2 separate regions of the Homo sapiens genome follow, and region 2 is linked to region 1. Evidence: chromatin loops called from intact Hi-C (ENCODE). Cell type or tissue: endothelial cell of umbilical vein. All regions are shown on one strand. Links, peaks and the distances in the headings refer to the core of each region. The heading gives the core; the rest is flanking DNA.

Region 1 (4,394 bases), core at 211-4,210:
GTAAAGACCCAGACCTACCACTTATTAGCAAGGTGAACTTGGCCAAAAAAACTTTTGATACAGGTTTGTCACCTGTAAGAAAGGGTGACACTACTTTTATTTATTCAACAGGCAATTGTTGTTTAGTGCCTACTACATGCAAAACATAAAGTAAACAAATATGATGCCTGCCCTCATGGAGCCTGTAGTTTAATTGGAGAGATAAGCATGAAATAAATAATCGCAAATATATGTGTAATTAAAAATACCAGTAAGTGTCCTAAAGAAAAAACGCAACTTGTCTCATAAAGTTGTAAAATGTCAATAAGAGACCTTACTTGCAAAAGACCTGAGTATCAGCTTTTAGATGAGACCGGTGTTACCTGTGTTGCAGAGGAATTAGTGGATTACCCATGCTGTTGCTCCTGTTTGTATACCTCTGATTTTATTCTTAGGAATATTCCCTCTCTCTGCTGGAAGGGACAAGAATCCTGCCCCTGTACTCCAGCACCATGGGCACCTGCTTCTGGCCAGCTCTGACTTCTTGACCCTGTAGTCTACCTCTCTCTCCAGTACAAACACACCTCTTCTCCACCTCCCAACTTCATCTGCCACCTGTTCCTGCTGCCATGCTTTCCAGAGATCCAGCCCCACCTGCTTGGACTTTCACCCACCACACATGCATCTCCGTTGTGCTTCATGTAGTTTTCAGGTTCAGAGACCCCTTCCAGTGTTATACACCTTCTCCCAGCTAATCCTTCACCCGCAATAAACAACAGCAGTATCGTTTATCCTGTATTTACTGGGTGCCAGCACTTTAAATCCATCATTCTCTCTAGCTGTCTTGGCCCCCTTCCAAGCCCTGGAAGCCATCTGGCTATTAGAAGAAATAAAGTGTCCCTTGTTCAATAGGTCTGTTGGTCAGCCTCATCATTCTGCTGATGGCCCTACCCCACCATGACTCTTATTCATTTCATATGCTCAGGTAGTGCCTTGGTTCCATTAACTGGGTTTACATCTTGACCCCTTTTGTTGGTTTCCTACCTAGATTCCCTGCAAAAGACCCCAAGGCTGACCTCTAGTCCTCATATGAGAGAATCTCTCAAACATACTGCTATGTCCTCTTGGTGCCATGTTCTGCCAACCTTCTCATATGTCTGCATTGGGCCAGACACCAACCTGCCTTATGCTGGCCTGTGCCCTCAGCCTAGCCCCTTCTGTGGGGGCCCCTGATGCCAGCTGCCATTCTGAGTCTTCTTTGTTTTGCCCAGAGTCGGAACCATCCCTGGTCACTGGCCTTGTGCTATTGGGCCATTTTACTGACGGGACTCAGAACCAATGTGTGCTTTTATATTTTAAAGTATTTACTAGATTTAGCCTCTTAGGAAGTTTGAGGTACGATAACTTGACTGAGGCACACCCTTAACTTTGTCTCTTTCCCCTTCTCCTGTAGTAACTAGCTATATAGCTTATCAATTAAATGCTACTTTTCTGTCTCAGTTTAACAAACTTGTTCTTGGAATGCTCACTAAACTGAATCTAGTCCAATTTTGTAAAATTTGTAAAATTCTTTGCTGGCAGAAAAGAAATTTCACTGTGTTTAATTAAACAGATTAAAATGTGATTTTCTCAATTGTCAAAACTGTTTTTGATAGATTTCCTGTGTTTCGTGGGGTTTTTTTATAAAAGAAAAATTATTCACATTATTGTAATTCCATATTATGTAGAACAGGAACAAAGGAAGTGATGCAGATCCTTTGGCAGAAAGGTCATTTGAGTCACTGGAGTGTCCTGAACCATAGGGGAATTAGAGCTCCTATTGATGGGATGCAGAGCACATTTCTTCAGATTAAGACACCGCTCATTTATGTGGATGTTTTTCATCTGAATATTTGTGCCAAAGGAGAGCAACAGAGGGATACTCACTTGTAAACAAAGGGGGGTGGTACAAGGAGGAAATGAATACTTCATAGAACTCTAAAATAAACCAACCAGATTTTCAGAACCTCTCACTCTTAATAATTCCTGCCATTCCTTATCTCTTAGAGCAGAGATGATTGAGAGAATTAAAGAGTAGGCTTAGTAATGGTGAAAACACAAATTCTGATTGGTAATCCAGGATAACAACTTCAAAGTAATAGACCTTGGTGTTCTAACATAGGGGTGTCCGATCTTTCGGCTTCCCTGGGCCACATTGGAAGAAGAAGAATTGTCTTGGGCCACACATAAAATACTCTAACACAATAGCTGATGAGCTTAAAAAAATCACAAAAAAATCTCCTAATGTTTTAAGAAACTTTACAAATTTGTGTTGGGCCGCATTCAAAGCCGTCCTAGGCCACATGTGGCCCATGGGCCATGGGTTGGACAAGTTTGTTCTAACAAGAAAGGATGATGAAGATGCTGGCTCCTGACTACAATGGGTGGATATTTACTGCTGAACACACAGCACTGTATAGGGTCTCCAAGGCCTCCATGTCATCCTTGGGTTAATTAAAATAAGGGATGAATTTAGGGATGCAGCCGGCTCCTCTTTCTGATGATTCAGCGTGAAGGAAGAGGGTAGTTTTGCAGAGAAGAAATCCTTCCAGTGTTTCTGTCAAGGATTAGCCTGTTGATGAGGAAATTCAGACATCAAAGGTCAGTGTAGCTTTTGGTTAACATTTTGCATAATTCAGACTGACTAAACTTACAATTCCTGGTAACTCCATTTGAATCTTTGGCAAGCCTTGGAAGTAAACGGGAGCTACCTCCAGGCTCAGACTAGCAATCATATTACTAGGTCAATGATTTTACATTCTAGTCAGATTCCTTTAGGTTGCAAATAACTGAAACATATTCCTGCAAGAAGGAGGAGGAAGATTGTAAGGATAGACTCAAATAGAAACCACAGAATCATTAGGGACATGAAGTCTCTCTTTCTACTCATGCCATCTCTTCTCACTGTCCACTTGCTTCATTCAATTCTCTGGTTTATCTTAAGCTTCCTTGTGGCCCACTCGAGTTTACTTCATATTCCTGTAACTTAGCTGCTGTGGCTTTCTGACTCAGATTTCCAGTTTCTCAACTTAAAATGTTTAAATGGAGAGCCTCATGGGCCCATGCTAATTTTTTGATGCAGGCAACCAAGTGATATATAGCTGGCCAGCCTATAAATAGACTGAATTCAGTTCAGGTGCCCAGCTCTGGTTCAACCAGATGTAGCTTCAGAGGCCAAGATCAGAGTGGGTTTGCTTAGAGCAGCAGGCATATTTTTGCATATAAATAGGCAGGCAGTGATTGGTGTCTCCTGTGTAGCTGACCTCCTCATGCTAATAAATGAATCCAAACACTGACCTGTCATGAAAGAAAGAGTGCCTTGTGTGGGGAAGCCACATTCTGATCTTTTATTCCATTGAGTTTTAAAATTCAATGATGACCACCTTTCTTTCTTCCTGTTGAAAGGTGGCCTGTCCTATATCCTTTCAGTGAGACACACGTCTCTCCTATCCTAGGTGAAATTTAAGTATAATGTAAAATGCTGTTGCTGCAGGAATAGTGTACATCAGGAAGAAAAGGGGCAAATAGGAAGAGAGAAGGAGAAGAAGAAAGGAGGAGGAACTAACTGGAAATGAAATCCTCAGTTTCTACCCAGAAACTTGATACATCTCCATGACACTAAGCCATATGCTAGAGGATTGGGGGAGGGGTGGCAGGAGAATTGAGGGAGAGGGAGAGGAAGGGAGGTGGGATTGAAACAAGGGGGCAAATAACAGGAAGGAAAGGATTTTGGATATTAGGCCTCAAAAGGTAGAAATTCCACCTTGATGTCTTTGGCGTGATGTTGCCAAAGGATAGGACTTGGAATGGACATGATCAAGTGGGCCAGGTGGGTTTTCCATTTTCCTTTTTCCTGAAAGCCCACCAGTAGACAATTGATATGGTTAGGCCTTATGTCCCTACCAAAATCTCATCTTAAATTGTAATCCTCATAATCCCCACATGGCAAGGGAGAGACCAGGTAGAGGTAATTGAATCACGGGGGTGGTTTTCCCCATGCTGTTCTCATGATAGTCAGTGAGTTCTCATGAGATCTGATGGTTTATAAGGGGCTCTTCCCCCTTTACTCGGCACTTTTCCTGCCTTCTTGTGAAGAAGTTGCCTGGCTTCCCTTTCAGCTTCTGCCATGATCGTAAGTTTCCTGAGGCCTCCCTAGCCATGTTGAACAGTGAGTCAATTAAACCTCTTACTTTTATAAATTACCCAATCTCAGGCAATTCATAGCAGTATGAAAGCAGACTAATACAACAAGTCCATGAGCAATTGCTGGGGCGGTACAGCTCACAGCATGAATGTCTCAACTTCTGACATGCCACAGTCAGACATGCACCAGAAAATAAGTGTCTGGCTGTTCCTGATGTCCTTACTGGACTGTA
Region 2 (4,394 bases), core at 67-4,066, 180 kb before region 1:
CTTAATATATTTGAAAGGTAGAATTAAGCTGGCGCTATCCACCATTTGTCCTGGACCTTATGTTTCCATTAAAGCAGCCTGAGATCACCACATCCCATGGTTGACCATTAAGTGGCAGCATCCATCTTTTTTTTACCATCATTCCATAGTTAACTGGCTGATTACTGAACCTCAGTTCAAAATTCCTAATTTATTCTTAATCCTTTTTATCATTCCAGTCTGTTGAGATTTTTGGGGGGATCTTGTTTCTATCAGCCAATTTATTAAATCTGAGAATGGTAGAGCATGAGGGCTTCTCTAGAAATGTAGCTAAAGTAACTTCAGGATACACAAAAATGTAGAAAGTGAATGAAGCAGTAACCTTATGGAACCTAGTACTCAAGAGATTGATATAGACTGAAAATATTAGTGAGCTTAATATGGATCAAGGAGAGATTAAAAGATATTTAGGAAATTATTCAACTTTTAAATACAGTGTCCTAACCTTGTCCTGACAACACCACTGAGTATCCTCACTGACATACCTCAGAACAGAAACTGCGCAAACCAACACATGCAAGGTCATAACGGACACTCTAGCCTTCATAGGCAAGGTGGCCTTGCCTGATCTGGTTATGGTCAGGCAAGAGGTCTTTTTTTTTTTAATTAAATACTTATTTTTTAACATGCAGGAAAACAGCTGGCTTCATGCTCCATGAAATATGTAGCTTCAGTTGAATTCTCTTTTTTTAGAAGAATTTTTAGATCCAGTACTTTGTTTTCTTTATCGGTGAAAGAGCAATCAATGCCTAGATATCTATCTATGAGCCCAAACTATAATGACTCTCAAAGACTCCCAGATTTATACCTTCTGGTGACCCCATGATTTATAGTAACTCATCCACTCCTGCCATTCTATGGGCTTTCACTGCTGCTTTATTGAAACAGGAGTACTGACAGAAACTTTATGCACTTGGAGGTTTTTAGGCTATTTAATTAGTCACTCATTTCTAGATCTTCAAAGGGCTGTATGTGTGTGTGTTTGCATGTGTGTGTGTTTTCTCGTTAGTCACACTGGCTCTTGTTGGATTTGTGTGTGTTTTTGTTTGTTTGTTTTTTTTTTTTTCCATTTGCACAAGGTCACATTCAGAGCTCTTCCTCCCTTAGGAGAGGTTGCACATTCGTCACTTCATCTGCCTCCCATTTCCTCCAGTTGGGATCACACAGCCCTTCCTGAGGTATTACCATTTTTCCATTTCTTCTTTGCTCCCTCCTTTCTTTTAATAACTCTGGGAGACAGGGAGGCACCTTGTAAAGTTAATTTCCTCCAAAGCTTTCAAAGCAAAGGCATCTCCCAGCCCAGACACCACCACCCCTCTCCACCCCTCAGTGACGGCGCACACCCCTCCTCACAGCCTTAGTCACTCTGGGCTGTGCCCGCCACCTAGGACTCACCAGGCCCCAGCTCTGTCAGGCACAGTGAGTTCCTCTGTCCTGTAGCTCTTAGGTCTGGGGTGGGAACTCTAGATAAGAAGAGTCTCCTCATTTATCTCCTTGGTGCCTTCCTCTCCCTTTTCACTTCCTAACTGTGCTCCCCTGCTTTCTGCTTCTCTCTGGTACTTTCAGGACTCATGGGTTGGCCGCCTGCCTGTACCAGGGATGGCATTTCCTCTTCAAAGGCCTGCGGCTGCAGCCACCCAGCTCTACCAAGCACACAAACCTTTGGAATTGCTGTGGCTTTGCTGCCTGCCTACTTGGAAAGCAAGAGCTGTTTTTTAAACACCCCTTTGGTTTCTTGGGGCAAAGCTTTTCTCAATCCTATTTTATTTATGCGAACATGATCTGTGGCTTTTGAATGTTTGCTTTTGAATGTTTGTGTTAACAGACTAAGCTGAAAGCGTTTCCTCTCACCGGAGAGAGGGCCCTGCACAGCTGGGGGCCAGGCTGCTCAGCTCAAGCAAAAGCTGTCCCAAGAGGAACAAGTCACCAGCCAAGGAAGTCTGGAAGCTCAGAGAGGAATTCATTGAGGCCTTTACGGGCAGCAGCGGTCAGAACTAGGATCATAGACTGGGCCATGAAGCTCGGTAATTTATTTGATTAATAGGAAGGACTAGACCGGAGACACCTAGATTTTTGCAAATATATTTTTCAAATTGTGCATATATTTACTGAAACTCTGTGTGGTTTTCAACAGCTTGGGTGTCTAATCTTTCGCCCCATATTCCCAGCCTTCTAAAGCACTCCTGGCAGTATTAAGAACTGGCCGGGCATGGTGGCTCACACCTGTATCCCAGCACTTTGGGAGGCTGAGGCGGGTGGATCACAAGGTCAGGAGTTCAAGACCAGCCTGGCCAACATAGTGAAACTATGTTTCTACTAAAAATACAAAAAATAATTAGCCAGGCCTGGTGGCAGGCACCTATAATCCCAGCTACTTGGGAGGCTGAGGCAGGAGAATCACTTGAACTCGGGAGGCAGAGGTTGCAGTGAGCTGAGATCACGCCACTGCACTCCAGCCTGGGTGACACAGTGAGACTCTATCCCAAAAAAAAAAAACAAAAAAAAACTTCAGAACTTGGTTGATCCTTGAATCATTTATCTGTAGGTGACCTGTCATCTGAAAGTGTGGCAGAGTTTTTCAGCAGCCTATTAATGTGCTTCTGGTATATGTCCTTCTTCGTCTTCTTTCTCCCTGGTACCTAGGGCACTTCAGATGGGAACAGAAATAAAGACTCAAAGTACAATCTTTCCATATCCAATGACTGTATAATTTAGCCCTAGGGTAAGGAAGACAGCCAGGAGAGGGGCAAGTAGGACCAGAGAGGACTGGGTAGAGGGAGTGGGGTCCTTAAATCTGCCATGAGGAATAAGGAATAGAGTAGAAGGGACTCAGTCAGGGCTGGGCTGTCTTTAAAGGTAAGCTCCACCTTACCACCATCACCACCCCATACCCTGTGCAGTCCTGGGTCCAGTGGCCCTGCATATCTCTAAGCCCTTGAAATAAAGGTGGGCAACTTACCTGGACAATTTATATGAGGATATGGGTATGATGAGGAATACCTCTGCCTCCAAATAAGATGGAACTAATTAGAGCTAGTTGGGAATCTTTCTACAAGCTGGGCCAAATGATGGATCCACCAGGAAGGCTGTCTCAGTTATTAACCTTCTTAAATGTAGGGACTGGTTGTTGTTGAAGACTATAAAAAGCTGCAATAGAAGAGAAAAATTAATGTAGTGGTCCGTGGAATACAGAAGTCACAGTTTTTGAGGCAAAATATTCCGGAGTTTCTTCATTTAAAATATGTAAGTCCAGTGTTGATATCCCTCTCTGTTCAATCTGTACTCTCCTTGGGCAGTGTCTTCTAACTCCTTGGCCTTGTAGCCACTGGTGACTTCACATGCTGGATCTCTCTCCTGAGCTTCAGATTTAGACAGTCTACTCCATACTTGACATGAGAATTGCACATGTGCTCAGACTGACCCAAAGGTAATTCATCCTTTACTCTGCTTGCCCTCTAGCCAAGGCCTCTTGGGTTACCCATTGTAGTCACCATTTACTTGGTCACTCATGCCAGAAAAATCAGTTATCTTTGACTCTTTTCTTTCCTGTACTACCACCACTCCCCCTACCCCACCCCATTCATTTTGCCTCAGAAATATCTCTTCATTCTGTCCACATCTCTTTATCTCTTTGGCCACCAAACTAGTCCAGGCTACCATCTTTTTTTTTCATCTAGCTACTACACTGGTCCTCTGACTGGCCTCTTGGCCTGGTTCATTTCTCCTTGCAGTCCATTCTCTATATACCAGTTTGCATAATGTGTCTAAAAATATGATCTGATCATGTTTCTTGCCTGCCCAAAAGCTTTGAGTGGCTTCCTATTGCATTTCAGATAAGATCTAAAGTCCAACTCCAGCCTTGCTTGCTCCTTCCAGCCTCACCAGGGCAGATATGTCTTTCCACTTCACTTTTGTTTCCTCAGCACCTAGAACAATGTCTAGCACAGGGTTGCCATCCATAAATAGTGGTTGCATAGAAGAATGAATGAACACATGAAACACAGGATTTCTATGCATTTGAGGAGAATTAAGGAGAATGGAGAATGAGTGAAAGTCAGTATGAAAACCTCTCAGTTCTTGTTCTAAGACTAAAATGTTTTGATTCCAGGACTGGCAGAGTTCAATATACTTGAGCAAGCATTATACAAACTGTAAGGAATGGGACGGTCTCCATTATTCTGCCCCATGGGCTCCTATTCTAGGTGTGGGCAGCATGTTGCCGGTGAGGTTGTCTACAGTGACTGGGCACTGACAGGTTTACAAGGTAAAGAGAAGAAAAGGCAATTGGTAAGTTTAGTGTAGGGATAATTTGGTTTGGTTTGTTTTGTTTTTTCTGACCAGCATCCATTTCACGT

Evidence for each region. A loop is a pair of places that touch in the nucleus more often than their neighbours do. Peaks named below come from ENCODE experiments on the same cell type or tissue, not always from the same donor. Only the 100,000 strongest peaks of a DNase experiment are listed, where the experiment ranks them.
Region 2: a loop joins it to region 1, with 3 times the contacts of the local background. A loop is called at or near these places in 1 of 110 quality-filtered maps.

What each region holds. Positions count from the first base shown.
Region 1 is chr1:85,445,994-85,450,387 of GRCh38, reverse strand. The region is part of intron 1 of DDAH1 (dimethylarginine dimethylaminohydrolase 1); the gene reads left to right. Among named protein-coding and RNA genes, the nearest start is that of DDAH1, 17 kb to the left of the region's middle. In endothelial cell of umbilical vein, for the core only: no CTCF peak of the experiment used is centred there; a DNase peak (open chromatin) is centred at 1,817; H3K27ac peaks cover 2,874 bases.
Region 2 is chr1:85,626,413-85,630,806 of GRCh38, reverse strand. LOC112268231 (a long non-coding RNA gene) reads right to left here. Exons shown (of 2, transcript XR_002958331.2): 1 at 2,999-4,394; 2 at 1,085-2,686. It overlaps LOC107985057 (a long non-coding RNA gene), which reads left to right. Exons shown (of 2, transcript XR_001738127.2): 1 at 1-1,217; 2 at 1,865-4,394. Among named protein-coding and RNA genes, the nearest start is that of CCN1, 48 kb to the right of the region's middle. In endothelial cell of umbilical vein, for the core only: no CTCF peak of the experiment used is centred there; a DNase peak (open chromatin) is centred at 1,676; H3K27ac peaks cover 2,244 bases.